Regions from separate parts of the Homo sapiens genome. Here region 2 is linked to region 1. Evidence: chromatin loops called from intact Hi-C (ENCODE). Cell type or tissue: PC-3. All regions are shown on one strand. Region 1 overlaps KIRREL3 (kirre like nephrin family adhesion molecule 3). Region 2 overlaps ST3GAL4 (ST3 beta-galactoside alpha-2,3-sialyltransferase 4).

Evidence for each region. Hi-C counts contacts between places; a loop is a spot of excess contacts. Peaks named below come from ENCODE experiments on the same cell type or tissue, not always from the same donor. Only the 100,000 strongest peaks of a DNase experiment are listed, where the experiment ranks them.
Region 2: it touches region 1 in a loop (4-fold over the local background); 42 of 110 quality-filtered maps call a loop at or near these places.

Annotation. Positions count from the first base shown.
Region 1 is chr11:126,419,268-126,427,267 of GRCh38, forward strand. KIRREL3 (kirre like nephrin family adhesion molecule 3) reads right to left here. Exons shown (of 17, transcript NM_032531.4): 16 at 6,371-6,457; 17 at 4,091-5,756. The coding sequence ends at 5,313. Among named protein-coding and RNA genes, the nearest start is that of ST3GAL4, 68 kb to the left of the region's middle. In PC-3, no CTCF peak of the experiment used is centred here; no DNase peak of the experiment used is centred here; H3K27ac peaks cover 567 bases.
Region 2 is chr11:126,363,811-126,371,810 of GRCh38, forward strand. The region is part of intron 1 of ST3GAL4 (ST3 beta-galactoside alpha-2,3-sialyltransferase 4); the gene reads left to right. Among named protein-coding and RNA genes, the nearest start is that of ST3GAL4, 12 kb to the left of the region's middle. RefSeq lists an enhancer at 776-1,293. In PC-3, a CTCF peak has its summit at 3,243 (motif pointing right); no DNase peak of the experiment used is centred here; H3K27ac peaks cover 1,497 bases.

The sequences.
Region 1 (8,000 bases):
AGAGCCTGGCCCTTTATTTTCCTTGCAAAGGAGGTGAAAGTGGTAACTTGAACTTAGTCCACCTGGACTTTGTCTCATAGAAAGTGATCTTCAGGCCGGGGCCAGTGGCTCACACCTGTAATCCCAGCACTTTGGGAGGCCAAGGCGAGTGGATCACCTGAGGTCAGGAGTTCGAGACCAGCCTGGCCAGCATGGTGAAACCCCCATCTCTACTAAAAATACAAAAAAATTAACTGGCCATGGTGGTGGGCACCTGTAATCCCAGCTACTCGGGAGGCTGAGGCAGGAGAATCGTTTGAACCCGGGAAGTGGAGGTTGCAGTGAGACGAGATCGTGCCATTGCACTCCAGCCTGGGCAATAGGGCGAGAGTCTGTCTCAAAAAAAAAAAAAAAAAAAAAAAAAAAGAAAGTGATCTTCAGAGGGATGAATCCCTTCCTATATTCAGCTTCTATCCAGAATAGTACTTTTTCTCTTGCATAACTGGGTATAGATTTCAGATAAGCTCCATTTAGTTAAACTCCAGTTATTTCCAGGAACATCTGGACTCCCTGAGACCTCACTAGCCTTCTTTTTGAGCATTAATAGTTTAGATTCACCATAAAGAAGACAGTTACAAAGAACCATTTTTTGAATGTTTTCAGCATTCCAAGATATTGCCAAGGGCCGTAAGGTTAAGGAACAGCGGAAAGAAATGCTATTTCTTGTCTGGTATTCTCCAATCAGGGAACTCAAGGAAGCTCTCTACTCAGGGGATGAGGCTGTCTCAGCCCCGTGGGTGGGCTAAGTGGACTGTTTCCGAGAAAAGCACTGGGAACATGGAGTGGCAGGCAGATATTGGCAGAGGCATAAATATAACCAGGGATGTAGATGACAATTTGATGACGTATCTTGTGAATGGTGTATATTCACAGAAGGCCTTTTAAAGATGGAGGCTGTGGGAGTAGGAAGACTTATAGGGCTTGTAGTAATGAAAGCTTTCAGTGTATGTCAAAGAACTTGCTGTTAGCGAGGACGGGAGGAGGGCCAAGGAAGAATGGCGGTTAGAGAGGGAAAGAATTAATGGTTTTGCGGCAAACATGGACTTGGCCAGGAAAACAATTCCTTATTTCTAGAAAGAAGAGGAGCTTTTAAATTTTTTAAAATTTTTCTCAGTTTATGACCTGGTTAGGAACACTGAAACATAAGGAGTTGGGGAAAGGATGGTTGGAGGCTCACTGGAAATGAGAGGCGGCTATCAGTGAATGAGCTCTTTATCAGTGACTCCCAGAGACTGCTGCTAATTTTGATTTGAAAGCTGCAAATTGCTGGTATGTGGTTACAGTTCCTAAGAACAACTTAGATAAGAGATTTTCAAAAGCCGTTTTGAAAGGGGAAGTGAAATTTAAGATTTAGTTGTCATTGGTCTACATCTAAGTGTTTGTTTCTTTAGATGTGCACACCAAGGAGCATTTAAAATAAAAATCTATTTGCAAATTAAGATAGTCTTTATTTACATTTTTATATTTTTATTTCAATAAAAAGTGTGTTTTATAGAGAAAGCTCCCAGAGAAGAAACTAATCTCAAGACTCCCTTTTGTCTTTTTTTTTTTTTTTTTCTGGTGCCAGGACAAACCGCACACATAATACCTGGGAAGAACTAATCAAACGTGTGTGTGTGTGTGTGTGTGTGTGTGTGTGTGTATGTACCTTGTGCCTTCGGTTCTGATTCCATAATAGCAAATGACCCAAGCAGCACATACTCCTCTCCAACCAGGAAGTGAGAAATGGAATTTTGGTTGACTCCTTTCTCTTGTTCTAAGAAATCTCCCAAGGACTGCACCATGTTTGTTTTCATTTCCCTGGCTCCTTTCCATTCTGGAAACTTAAAATCGGCTTCATGGCCTCTTGCTTTATAGAATTTGTTCAAAAAGGCTTCGTCAGAAATGGATTTGATGTGACATTTTTGCTCTTCACGTGAAAGTACTTCCTATTCCCTGAAAGTGGAAGAGGTGGTGGAAATAACCCTGGCCTTGGCCGACTGATCTTGAACCTGAGAATTAGAGACTGGGCCTCCGTCCAGTGACTCTGAGCCAGTAATGAAGTTTAAAGCTATCGGAAGACTGGCTGCCGTCCTTGGTAGAGGTGGGGGTGATTTGATACACAGAAGAGCTTTGTTTCCCAGGGCTTTGTGGTCTTTCCGGGTCATTTGGGGACTTAGGGTGGAGGACGCCAGTCTTGCCTTCCTAATGGAGCTGTGCTTGTCCTCGCCCGGCCTGCCCCAGAGCGCATGCTAGCACAGTCTTGCCTTCCTAATGGAGCTGTGCTTGTCCTCGCCCGGCCTGCCCCAGAGCGCATGCTAGCAGATGGCCTTTACCATCAGCCACTTCCAGCGACATTCTAGGATGAATGTGTGTATAAAGCTCATGTTTGTCACTCGTTAGCGCTTGACGCTGGGCAAGTTTTCTGGCTTCTTTAAGCCTCAACCCACATCTGTAAAATGGTGATACTTCGTAGAATTGTGAGCATTAAATAAGATTACAAATGTAGAGCACTCATTTTATTTAATGTGAAATCACCTATGGGGGAATTCGGGGCTTCCCACTGCCTTTGTTTTTCAGCACCTCCCTTCACCAGCTTTTCTGCACCCCCACTCATTTGTGAGAAATAGATAGTGCTGGAGACAGCTGAGGGATGTACTCAGCTCAGTTCAGGCTTCTCAATGCCCCAGAGTCCTCCAGATCCCCCTCATTTTTTCCCTCCATGCTCTTGTCTCTCACAAAGATCATCCTTGTGACCTCCTATCCCTTGGGCTATTCTTTGCTGCATTGGGCATTGGACAGTGCTAAGAGGGTTGGGCACCGTGCAGCCTAGTGTTTGCAGCTGCCCCGGTGCGCTCTGCTCAGTCCATATTCTTACCCTGGGTGTGCCGAGGGACAGGACAAAGGGCTTATTTTATAGAACATATTTCTTCCCCATTCTTCTCGTTTATAATTTTGGTTTCCAGGAAAGAATGGAAGAATGGGCACCTCCACCCTATTAGTGCACACTCTGTGTGTGTGTGTGTGTGTGTGTGTGTGTGTGTGTGTGTGTAGCAGGAGCAAGGGGCAGGGTCAGCTGTGCTGAGGACTAGGAGGTAAATGGTCTACGCATATCCAAGGTGGGAAGACCAAGAGAAATAAGAGAAGTAAATGAACAGATCCTCTAAAGTCATCTTTTCCTTATTCCAGCACACCAAGGCATTGTGCATATGGTCTTGGATCCTTATTCTCTGTTAGCCAATGGAAAACATATATGGAAAGAAAGCAAGCAAGCTTGCTGAGATTAACCTAGAGAGGGCAGGGGCCAGCATCCTGATGTCTATGCTAGGCCAGCATGGTACCAGCAGCAGAATGTGGGCTGTGGACATACACTTAACATTTCTGATCAGTTTTTACTCCCTCAGGCTTAGGGGCTACAAAGGAAGATAGCCAGGTTTCTGGGAAATTTCGAAGCACTTGGAAATATGATCGAAGCAGAAAATTCCTCTGAGTGGAGGAGCTGTGTAGGCTGTGTATAGAATCTGTGGATTGGGACCATCCAAGGAATCAGTGTCTGGAAAGAAGCACAAACTGGTGTGATGAAGGTTCCCATGATGGGTAAGAACTACCAGGGAAGGTTGGAGAAGAAAGGTTTAAAACTGACAAGGAACCTCCAAGCCACCTTAGGGACAATTTGGGTTCTTTAAAGTTCCATTTGAATCCCACTCCCTCAACGAGCACTCTAACTTGCCCCTGTTTATCCACCCCATCTGCCATGACCACATCAAACTTACCCACAAGCGAGGCCCTTCTTAGAACACTATTTGAGTTGTATATTAAAATGTTAGGGTGCCTGGTGGTCTAGACTCTTTCCAGCGGGTCTTGTTCTCTGAACCTCTAGAGGAGGGAACTTTGCCTTCAGAATATTGCTGAGAGGAAGGGTCCAGAATGGCCTGGCCAGTATCTAGTGTGACCACTCTGCCTCTGAGCTATATTTGGCTGAGTCAGGTGGCTGGTGAGTCCCACACGTCCTCTGGATTGAATCCACCCACAGGGGAGAGGAGTCAGCCTGTAGGTTTAATTGCCACCACAATCAGAGCTATCAACTGCCTTTATTGTCTAGGAAGATTGAATCAAAGGAGGGCAGAGAACCTTGGGTTCCCAACGCATTCTATGAGCTCTTGGGTTCTTCCTGTGGCTTTGTAGGAACAAAAGAACAGAACAAACATGTTGGAGTAGTGTCCCTAACATTTATTTCAGGTGGTGACTAGGAGGGTTGAGGTGTAGATATACTTCCTCTCTTCTCGTGGAGCCTTACTGAAGACAGGATCGCCGTTCTTGTGTTTATCAGCTGAGAAGGGCAGTCTCGCCATCTTAAAGACCTGCCCTCCAGCCCCTTCAAACGCCACACTTCCCAGGAAGCACTCTCTCCATAAGTGTTCAGAGAACCCTGACCAGAGAAGCTCCCGCACTTCTTATATGAACTCCGATTGTGCTGAGGGGGAGGGGAGGAGTACACAAAGCAGGAGGTGGGTGGGGAGGCTGGGGTCACACAGCCCAGGAGGGGCACACCCGGCGAGGTGCTCCGTCAGCACAGGCTCCCTCCTCCCTCCCTCCCCCCAGTACACCAGGCTCTGACCGGACCGGTCCCACCGCAGAGTTCAGCGGCATCAAGTCCAAGGACAGAACTGCAAGAGTATGGACACAAAACACCAAACAAATTGGGGGTGGGCTCCCGGCCAGCCTGGTGAGAGAGAGGCTCCTTTAGCCAAGGCCATTTCTGGCTTGTCAGCCTCCAGGGTATGGGCTATGAGCAGCAGTGGGGAGCCGGGGTTTCTGGGGCAGCTCAGTGCTGGGAAGACGTCATCCCCTTCTCCCCAGGGCTGTATGGGAGCACAGGCACAGGGGTAGGTAGAGCTTCTGGTCAGCGAGGGGTAGAGCCCACAGAGAGACCAGAGAGTGGACCGCAGTTTCATGAAAGCAGAGTTATAGCTGCCACTTGTGCCTGTGGGCAGAGCAGGTGGTAGAGGGGCCTCCAGGAAAGGGCCGGGGACACGGGTGTCCAGCACTAAGCACAGCGCACTCAGCCGCAGCCTCTGTCTGTCTCCCCACCCGCCCACCTCTGGCACACAGCACCTGGGGACCCAGATTTGTGCTTGATCAGAGCTTCGAAGGAAGGCAGTGGCAGAGGCGCTGGGAGGCTGTCCTGGAAGTGGCCAATTCTGGTGTCCTCTGCAAAGTACCCCTCGTCCCTGGACAACCAGAACGTGCCCTGACCTCTTCCCTGGCCCGTCCCCACCCGCGGTGTGTGATCCTTAGACGTGAGTCTGCATCCGCCGCTGCAGGGGTCGACTGGGGTCAGAGTTCTGGGACGAGGACTGGGAGTGGTGGGAGGAGGAAGCAGAAGCCTTGCTGGCCTTGTCGAACTGCACATAGCCATCCTGCTTGCCGCTGCTGCTGACGCTGCTGTCACACTGCGTGTCCAGGAAGGAGCTGCTGTCGCTGAGGGAGCCTCTCTGGAACTCCCGCTCACAAAGCTCGATGGACGAGCTGCCCATGCCCAGCACAAACCGCTGCCCGTAGTCGTAGAGGCGGCCCTGGCCGCTCAGGGTGCTGTAGATGTTGGTGAAGGACATGCCTGTGGGCACACGCTGCTTGCCCGCAGGACGCAGGTCGGGCTGGCAGCTGGAGAGGGAGATGGTCGGGGTTGAGTGGTGCTCTTTGAAGGTGTTGACGCTGTAGTAGCCATTGGTGGGGTCCTGGATGGGCGAGAGGAAGAGGAGCGTCACCTGGTGGAGTCTCCACTGAGCGTGGCTGGGGTTTCCAGGCTGAGCCCGTCCCCTTATGCGGGGAGGGAAGAGGGAAAACAGGAGGAAGGGAGCAACCTGGTAGGGAGCAAACTCAGGGGTGAACAGCTGCAGGGAAGGTGCAGGGGAAGAAGGACACTGAACAGGAGATGGCAGAAGGGGGACTGCGGACCCCAGGAGGGGAGGGACGGCAAGGGTGAGGGCTGAGGGCCGAAGGAGGGAAGCAGAGGCTCTTGACTGGGTTTATGTCAGGGCAATGCAGGGTCATTTGAAAGTCAGGCTTTTTAATTGTTTTTATCCAGAACATGGATGCTTCATTTTGAATCTACATGTGAGGAGGCTGTGGAAGAGAACTGGGGAGTCTCAGCCTTAGCTCTCTCAGCCTCCTCAGCGTTGGGGTAGGGAGAGGAGGTGCCTTAGGCAGGGACGGGCACCTGCCACCAAGCTGGCCTCTGACCTTTTCTTCTCTGACTTGCTGTCATTTGTTGTATAGATTTGGGGTTTGGGCCATCAGAGCTAAAGACCAGATTCCATGGCTGTGTCTTATAACCCGGGGCCCTTCTTACCTTCAGGTTCTGAAACTCTTTCTCCTCTTCTTTGAGGACCTCCAGCTGTTTCAGGACTGAGTCTTGCTGGAATTCACCCCGGTCCATCTGCAACCCAAAAAAGGCTGCTCAGTAGATAGGAGGTGGCTAAACCTCCACTTCCCCCAAGGAAAAGATGAGATCAGAAACTCAAAAGATTGCCCTGTATAACCCCCACCACCCCTCACTGCCTGGACCATGTGAAAGAGTCAAGATGAGTTCCTGGAGCCCCATCCTAGGAGACAGGGAAGCAGTTGAGGGGGGTGGGTGAGTAGGTGAGGTGAGGGGCAGTTAGGGGAGGCGAGGGGCAGGTATCCGAGGCCATACTTTCCTCGCTTGGGCGAGGGCATCACCAGAGATCTCCCATGGCTGATTCAATTCCATTGACTGAACGTTTATTGTAAAATGCCGGCCAGTTGCTCTGCTAAGGACCAGAGATCCACAGATTAACGTACATTAAGATACAGCTCTGCTCATCAGGGAGATGGACTTGTAGATAAATAATTTCAGAATGTCAGTCACTGGGCATGGCAAGGCTCCTTAGGGCAGTTTCTTTTCCAGCGTGCAGGCCTAGTGCAGGCCTTAGGGAGTCACAAGGAATAACCATCTGTGAGATGCTGGCGACATGGGCCACACCTGTTATTCTCATGAAAAGTTAACTTCCTTAGAGATGCCAAACAGCCTGAGGGCAAGGATCACTTCCTGCTTGTCTCTGGGTCCTCCCACACCTGGTTCAGTGCTTTGCATGTTGTGGTCACTGACCTTGCCTGCTTTTGGGATGGAATCTCTTAATTATTTGATTTGCCAATGCCTAGCACAGTGCCTGATATACAATAGAGCTGCTTCAAATGGTATGTATATGTTGAATGAATAGGCAAAGTGGCTTAGCTCTAAATTACTGAAAATTAACAAAATTATTAGACATAAGATGAAAAAGCATACTCCACACACAGTGGGCATATGAATTAATCTGAATAACCACAGTGATGCTTAACCTGTGACACACGAGAGGCTTGCCATGTGTCTCTGCTAGTTGCACGGTATAGGTAGTAGGTTCCCTCCTACTCTCTGGGCCGGGATGTTTCTTCTCCCTTGCAACCTGCTTTCCTCGTTTCTTTTTGGAGCCCTGTAGAATCAGCCAAAGTGCGGCCACCCGGCTGCCTCCTCACTAAGGAGACCATGCGGTTCATTTTTCCAGTAAATGCTCTGGCACTGTCTGGACTGGAGACCTTCTTTCCCATCAGATTCAACTTCTAAGTCTGCCCCTTCTTGCAGATGGGGCTGTCTTGGGGCCAGGAGGTGAAGGGAATGCGAGAATGACGATATCCTCAAGGGGTGGCTTAGCCCAGAGCCCTCAGCAAGTCCCTTCTGCTCCCACCTGACACTGAGCTGCCCCCACTCTTGCCTGTGGATTTGGACTAAGGGATGTGGAGACAGTCTGAGGCAAACAGAATGTTTGCCGATGGGAGAGAATTCAAGGTCCCGTTTGGGATGAAGGACACACATGATTAAGCTTAAGTATAGAGACGTCATCCCTTCTCACATCTAGGCTGTGGTTTCCTCCCTCGTAAAACTAAACACTCCACTGTGTTAATTTTAACAGTGTCAGGCC
Region 2 (8,000 bases), 55 kb before region 1:
AGACCCCATTGAGGTGAGCACACAACAGTGTTCTGTGTGAGGGTCTGGATACACTCCCCACCCTCCCAGGCCCGGCACCGTGTCGCCCTGCCCCAGCCCAGAGCTTGCCTCTGTTGGCTTTGTGACCCTCGCTTTGTACTGTGGCTTTGTTCTGCCTTAGGGACCAGCTGGTCCCCTGCTGTGGTTCCACACAGTGGAGACTGATCCCTGACCACTCATTCAGCTGCCTGGCGGCCCTGGGGCAAGTGTTTGTCCCCCATCTCCCAAAATGGCGGGGTGCAGGGGCTCCCTGCCCGGAGTCCCAACCCTGCCAAGGCAGAGGGAATGGGGAACAGCTGCGCTGGCCCATTCCGGCTCCATATGGATTTGGTTTGACAACAAAGCTCCCTCTGTGTGTTCCCAAGCCCCTTACATAACCAGGGGCTGTGGGCAGAGGAGGAAAGGAGGAGGAGGTGGAGATGGGGACCAGGAGACACCAGGATGGGATGGCTGGAAAGGACACAGGGACCGGGAGGAGAGGGCAGGAGACGAGGGCCAGAGAGGAGGAGAGGGTGGGAGCAGGAGGGGGAAGTGCTGGTCTTGACCTCCCAGTTCTGCCTCCTGCTTCCTGGGGAGGGGAGGGTGGAGTCCAGCCACCGACTTCTGCTTGTGGATGCTTTGTCTTCTTTTCTTTGGACCTTTCCCACCAGTCCTGGATAGGCTGAGGAGGGGCCGTGGGACCTGTCTGGGGTGAGGTGAGGTCAGGTGTTGGGCTGGATGTGGGAGGCTGTTCCTTGGCCGCAGCCTGTAACTGAATAAATGCCATTAAAAGGGGAATCCATTTCCTCCCTCACTCCTGGCTTCCATTGCCTTCCCCCAGGCCCCAGCCCTGGTTCCAGAATCCCTCTGACCACTCCTCTTGTGCTCAGGAGGGCAGAATAACTGCAGCCTTTCCCTGTGCCCTGCCAGGCTGGTCCCGGGCCCCCTCTCAGCCCACTCATCCAGGGATGCAGCTCTGGCCTTGGCCCACCCCCATCAGAGGGCCTGTGGCCCTGATCACCGCACTCCCCACTCTGTGACCAGACGTTCTCTCCTGAGCATCGCTGACCCTGCAGCTGTCCAAATAGAGCAAGAAGTGAATGTTCTCTTTGGGGCACAGCTGGACTGGCAGCCCTGCAGGGTCAGGTGAGCTGCCAGTCCTGGGTGTGTTCTCGGGGGTGGGGGTGGGAGGATCACGTCCTGGGCTGAGATCCCTTCAGCTCCTCCTGGGCAGGAGGAAACAGCCATGCAGGGGCGGCCAGGAGGACTGGGTGGCGGGTGGTTCTGGGCTCTCCCAGCTTCGGTTGGGGCTGGGACCCTGGGGGACATGCTCTCCTGGGTGTTCCCAGGCTCTGTGTCTGGCCTGTGCCTCAGTGTGTGGGTTTTCTGGCACCAGGCTTCCTTGGGAAGAGCCTCTGGTTGTGCACCAGCCCTGAGGGTGGGGCTCATCCCAGGCTGCAGGGGACTGAGGGCCGAGCTCTTCCACCTTGAGGACAAGGATGGTTCCTCAGGGCTGGGAGGAGGAGGAGGCGCTGGCCAGGACCTTAGATTACGCAGGGCATGGTGTTGGGGCCTCACAGATGATGGAGAAGCCAGAGTTCAGGCACTTGGCATGACCCCTGGCATCGCCTTCAGTTGATTTAGTGTCTCTGCCCTGGGATATTCCATGGGACCCTGGGCTGGCTTCTGTGTGCAGAGGTGGGTGTGGGCCATAGCCCAGACCTGTTGAACCAGTTGTAGGCTCTGGAATCCTCTGTCCCCAGGTAGTGACCAGGCCCTGACAGGCCGGTATCTGTCCCTCCCATCACCCTCCCAGTTATGGGTGCAGATGACCCTGAAATTGCTAAAGCCTCAGGGCTTGAGCCCAGAAAGTGTGAGCAGGCTGGTGGGGCAGCTGGAGGAAGGCCTTGCAGGTTCCTGGATTTGGGTGCCGGGTGGGCTGAGAGGACAGTCCCTGTCACTGGGACTGGGCACAGGTGCAGAGAGGCTGAGACGGGCCCAGAGGACAGTGAGTGTGTGTTGTGTGGGCGCCGGGCCAGGAAGTGCCCTCCATGGGGCAGCAGGCTCTGCAGTACCCTCGGCCAAATGGCCACAGGCTGCCCTGGGACACTCTCCAGGCCTGCTGGGGACACACCTGTGGGGCTCATAGGCGTGGCTGGGTCTCCTCTCAGGTGCCAGAATCTTTCTGGGAGCTGAGCCTGGCTGGGCAGAGGGCGAGGAGCCCAGGATTCCCCTTTCCGTGACTTTGGAGGAACGAGGTTCCTGAGGGCTGGCACAGCCACTCCCTGCCCCTTAGAGGCTCCGGGCTGCCTGGTGATAGCTCCCAGGGACCTGCAAGCTGACAAACAAAGTCTATACGAGCCAGAGCTGGGGTGGGAGGAACCCAGTGGGCCTGGGGGAGGTAAAGCAGCAGCAGCTGCTGTAGCTGAGCCCGGCCCACGGCCAGCCCTGAGGAATGGAGGAAGAGAGTGCCCTGGCTGGGGGAGCCCCTCAAGCCCTGGAAGCTGTATGTGGGCATGGGGTGGTGGGGGCGTGCAGAGAGGAGGAGGACTGAGAGCTGGGTGTGTGTGTGCGCATGCCTGTGTCTGTGTGATCTGGTTCCCGGGTGTCTGAGTAGGGACCAATGTGTTTGTGCTGGAGAAGCCTGTGTAGGTTACTGACATGGGGAGGGGTGGGGCTTGCTTTCCTCACCCCGCTTCCCACGTCTTCATTGAGTCCTCATCTGGGGGCCCTGTTCCACTCTCCTTCCCGTGTGCAGGGCCCTCCCCTCTGGCGAGTCTGCCTCTCACTCGCTCAGCCCCTTTAACCCTGCTGGCTCCTAATGAGACTTCAGGTGTGGACCCTCGAACCCTCAGCTGCACAGGTCTGGAAACATCCTTGTTCATCAAGCACCAGGCTGACCATGGTGTCCGTCTCAGTGCCCAGCAGATGTTCTGGTGAGGGGAGGCGGGAGTGCAAGGTCTGCCGAGTGAGGGTTCCTTCCGGGAGGAGGCAGGGTGAGCGCAGAAACCACTGCTCCAAAACTCTTAAAAGCAGAGCCGAGAGCCTGAATTCAGAGGCTGTACTGTGGGGCAGGGCTGGAATTTGTGGCACCTGCAGGGCTGAACGTTGCCTTTGCTGTCCCTGCTTGGGGATTTTGGGGTACTGGGTTTGGATAGAGTGTGTCATCTGCAGAGGGAGCACTGTTCTGGAAGTGGACTCTGCTCAGGTGTGGGGGGCCTGCCTGTAGGGGGCACCGTGGTGGAGATGGAGCACCGCTCATGACAGGAGGCTGGTGTCTGGTCAGGCTGAGGGATCCGTGTGCCAGCCCTTCTGGGAAGGCTGAATGGGGCGGAACTGGTCAGGGCCTGGCACCAACTCCAGGAGGTGCTACACCCAGACAGACAGATGGAAAGCCACCTCCCTAGAGGCCTCCTCCCCCTCCCCTTCTGCATGCCACCACACCCCAGCAGCGTCTCCTGAGGCTGGGCCATGGGTGAATCTGAGTCGAGGGCAGGGCAGAGTGGGAGTGGCAGTGCCTCTGCCTGTCTCCCTGGCCGTGGCAGGTCCTTTGTCACGTATGGACCAGGAGAGGTGAGTATGATTGTGGTAGTGGTGGGGGCAGTGGCTGAGGACCCCTCTCTTTGCTGGGCTGGGGCAGAGCTTGAATGGAGAGGGGCTGCCTTGTGCCTGGGAAGGGAGGACCAGGTGTCGCTGGTACCTTCCAGGTCCTGAATGCTTGTTCTGTGCCTAGCCCCTGCTGAGGCTGCGGACGTTACAAACCAGGATGTGTTTTGAGGCTCAGGACACCTCTGAGGACTTGCTGCTGTTACCCCCATTTAAAAGACGAGGACTCTGAAGATCTGAGGTGCATAGAGTGTAGGGATTAAAAGTAGTTCTGGCTGAATTTTAAATCCTGGTTCCACCATTTTTGAGCTCTCTGATCTTGGGACCCTTAATGTATTTGCTCTGTGCCTCAGTTTCCCCATCTGTAAATGAGAATGAAAGAGTAATCCCACATCCATTGGTTGAAAACTTCAATAAGATTATGCATAGCAGGCCGGGTGTGGTGGCTCACACCAGTAATCCCAGCACTTTGGGAGGCCAAGGCAGGTGGATCACTTGAGGTCAGGATTTTGAGACCAGCCTGGTCAACATGGTGAAACCCCATCTCTACTAAAAGTACAACAATTAGCTGGACATAATGGCGCGCGCCTGTGATCCCAGCTACTTGGGAGGCTGAGCAGGAGAATCCTTTGAATTCAGGAGGTGGAGGTTGCAGTGAGCCAAGATCACGCCACTGAACTCCAGTCTGGACCACAGAGTGAGACTGTCTCACAAAAAAAAAAAAAAAGATTATGCACAGCACCTGCAGCACAGCCCCAGGGATGATTTTTAAAAGTGAATCCAGGGCCAGGTGTGGTGGCTCATGCCTGTAATCCCAGCACTTGGGGAGGCTGAGACAGGATTACCTGACATCAGGAGTCAGTGACCAGCCTGGCCAATATGGTGAAACCCCATCTCTACTAAAAAGAAATCCCAGATTCTGCCATGCCACAGTGTCCAAGTCAGTCACCTGCTCGCAGTCGGCCCTCAGGCCCTGTGGCTCCTGTTTCTGCTGACTTGTCCAGCCTCACAGTCTGGGGAGGCCTTGGGGTCCCCAGCCTGCGCTGGGACAGGGGTATTATTCCGTCAGCCCTTCTGTGGAACAAGTAGGGAAGGAGTGATGTGACCTCCGTGGCTCTCCTGGGACACAGGTTAGTCCTGTGGGTGACCTCACTTTAGAGAGGGCTGGCCAGCTGTGCCGGAATTAGGAAGTGGGTACAGCTGGACAAAAGGTGGCTGGAGCCAGCTCTACAGAAGCCACACCTGCTCATGAGAAGGGTATCCTTGTGAGTACAGGGGAAATGGCATGGAGAAAGACAAACACTGGTGGGTGGCTCTGCCAGCTTCCCCTGGGGTGCTTCTGGCGATGCCCAGGCCTTTGCACGCTCAGATCTTTGCACCCCACTGTTTTAACTTGGAGAGGAGAGGAGGAAGTTAGCTGCTCTGAATGGTGTTGCTGCTAATCTCTACAGCACTTTCCTGTAAATTAGGAACGGTAACACACACACCCCTCCCCCACCCCGTTGGAGAAGCCCTGCACCAGAGCATACAGTTTGGCAAGTAGGGGGAGGGCTGGAGCCCAGCCTCACTTGCCACCCTGGCCAGGCCGTGATTGCCCAGGGTGCATACTGTGGCTGGTGCTCTGCCACCTGCTGTTTCTGTCCTCAGGGTAGGACACAAGGAGGGCAAGTAGGGCTAGTCAGTGAGAGGCACAGGTGATGCGTGTTCTAGGGCTTGAGATCAGCTGCTTCCATTTCAGTAATTGTCTTTGGAGGTACGTTGTTTGCTCAAGCAACCTCCCTTCAAGATAGTGCCTTTTTCTTTCTCTCTCTCTCTTTTTTTTGGGGGGGGGAGGCAGAGTTTTACTCTTGTCGCCCAGGCTGGAGCACAGTGGTGTGATCTCGGCTCACTGCAACCTCGGCCTCCTGGATTCAAGCGATTCTCATGCCTCAGCCTCCCGAGTAGCTGGGATTACACGTGTGTGCCACCACGCCCTGCTAATTTTTGTATTTTTAGTAAAGATAGGGTTTCCCCATGTTGGCCAGGCTGGTCTCGATCTCCTGACCTCAGGTGATCCGCTCGCCTGGCCTCCCAAAGTGCTGGGACTATAGGCATGAGCCACCGTGCTGGCTGATAGTGCCATTTTTTAAAATCCCTATTTACCCAGTGGAAAACCTGAGACCCGGAAAGGTCATTCACACTCCCAGAAGTGATGGTTGGTCCAGAATTCAGGTCCAAGTGTGAGACTTCAACATTTACATTCCTTATTTTTTCTTCTTCCTTTTTTTTATTTTAATCAAATTATTACTTCAAAATGTATCACACTCATCAGTTTGAAACAGTTAAGCAGTACAAATGGGAATATGAGAGAAAGTCACTCTCCCACCCGCCCTCTTGAGAGGCAATAGCCTTGTTTTGCATCCTTCTGAGTACTCTATTCACATAAGATGTATCTGAATATGCATGTAATTCTTTTGTGAAAGTGCATTTGGAGATCACTGTTTTACACCTGCCTTTTACATCTTAATATTATGCTTTGGAGATCAGTTGACATCAGCATGCATCGATTTGCATCCTATTTTTCACAGCTGCATAGTGTTTCGTTGTGTGTGCCTAATTTTTTAAAACAGGTGCCTGTGCATAGATTTCATGTTTCCATCTTATGCTGTTAGAAAAAGTGCTGCAGTAAAGATCCTAACAGACAAGTCTCTTTGCAAATATAGGAAACTTTTCTGTGGAATAAGCTTCTGGCACGGAAGCCCCGGGGTAAAGGGTATTTTGATAAATATTGTGAAATGTCTTCCCAGAAGGTGGCCTGGTTTTCACTTCCAGCATACATCTGTGAGAGGTCCTGCTTCCCACACTCCCCCAGCACTGTGTAGCTCAGGACCCTTGTTTTTTGCTGTTACTATTTGTGAAAAATGGTATCTCAACCACACCGGAAGTTTTAAATGTAGATAAATGTCTTATGTGCCATTTATATTTCTCTACAGTAAAGTATATATTCATAGCCTTAGCTTATTTTTAAATTATGTTCCTTCATTGTTTGGGGAGTGGGGGGTAGACTTGCATGAGTATGTTATAGGCTAAGGGAATTAACTGATAAGTTAATATATGTACATCTTGCAAATGCACTTCTTAGTTTTTTACTCTTTTAAGTATGAGCTTGCTCACTTGCTCTCTGTATCTCACTTAAACTTTATGTGAGTGTATTAATCTTTCATTATTTAGCTTCTGAATTTATATTTCTTCAATCTCCATTCCTTTTTTTTTTTTTCCTTGAAATGGAGACTCGCTCTGTCACCCAGGCTGGAGTGCAGTGGCACGATCTCGGCTCACTGCAACCTCTGCATCCCGGGTTCAAGCAATTCTCCTGCCTCAGCCTCCCGATTTGCTGGGACTACAGACATGTGCCACCACGCTCGGCTAATTTTTGTATTTTTTAGTAGAGACCATTTTGGTCAGGCAGGTCTCGAGCTCCTGAACTCAATCAATCTACCTGCCTTGGCCTCCCAAAGTGCTGGGATTACTGGTGTGAACCACTGTGCCTGGCCCTCGTTCTTTTTTTTATATGAAAATATTTCAAATATGTAAAAATTAATATAACAGACCTCCATGTGATAATCAGCCAGATTTATCAAGTGTGAACCTTATCCCATATTAGATATTTTTTCCTTTAAGAAATAAAATATTACAAGTATAGAACTAAAGATGTGCTACTATGATCTATTCTATTCTTCCCCACATTCCTTTTTTTTTTTTTTTTTTTGAGATGGAGTCTCACTCTGTTGCCCAGGCTGGAGTGCAGTGGCGCGATCTCGGCTCACTGCAATCTCTGCCTCCCAGATCCAAGTGATTTTCCTGCCTCAGCCTCCTGAATAGCTGGGATTACAGACGCACGCCATCACGCCTGTCTAATTTTTGTATTTTTAGTAGAGACGGGGTTTCACCATGTTGGCCAGGCTGGTCTCAAACTCCTGACCTCATGATCCGCCCACCGTGGCCTCCCAAAGTGCTGGGATTATAGGCGTGAGCCACCGCGCCTGGCCTATTCTTTCATCATACACATAAGCACGCACTATTTACAAATATACACAAACTTAGTGCTGTTTTCTGATTCATCCTTTATCTATTTGCAACACTTTAAAAAGTTAATGTTATGTTTTCACATTGATCCCAGTTGACCTGTATGGATTAATTTCTTCAGTTGACATGGCTATATAATATTCAGTTGCGTGAATGTAGCACAGCTTATGTAGCCATCCCTCTCCTGACGATAGTTAAGTTGTTTCCATTTTTTGCTATTGTAACACTGCTAATAAACATGCTTGAATGGGGTGTCCCGTACAAGGGAGGGTTACTCGGGGCTGTGCCCGGAAATGCAATCGCCAGATTGT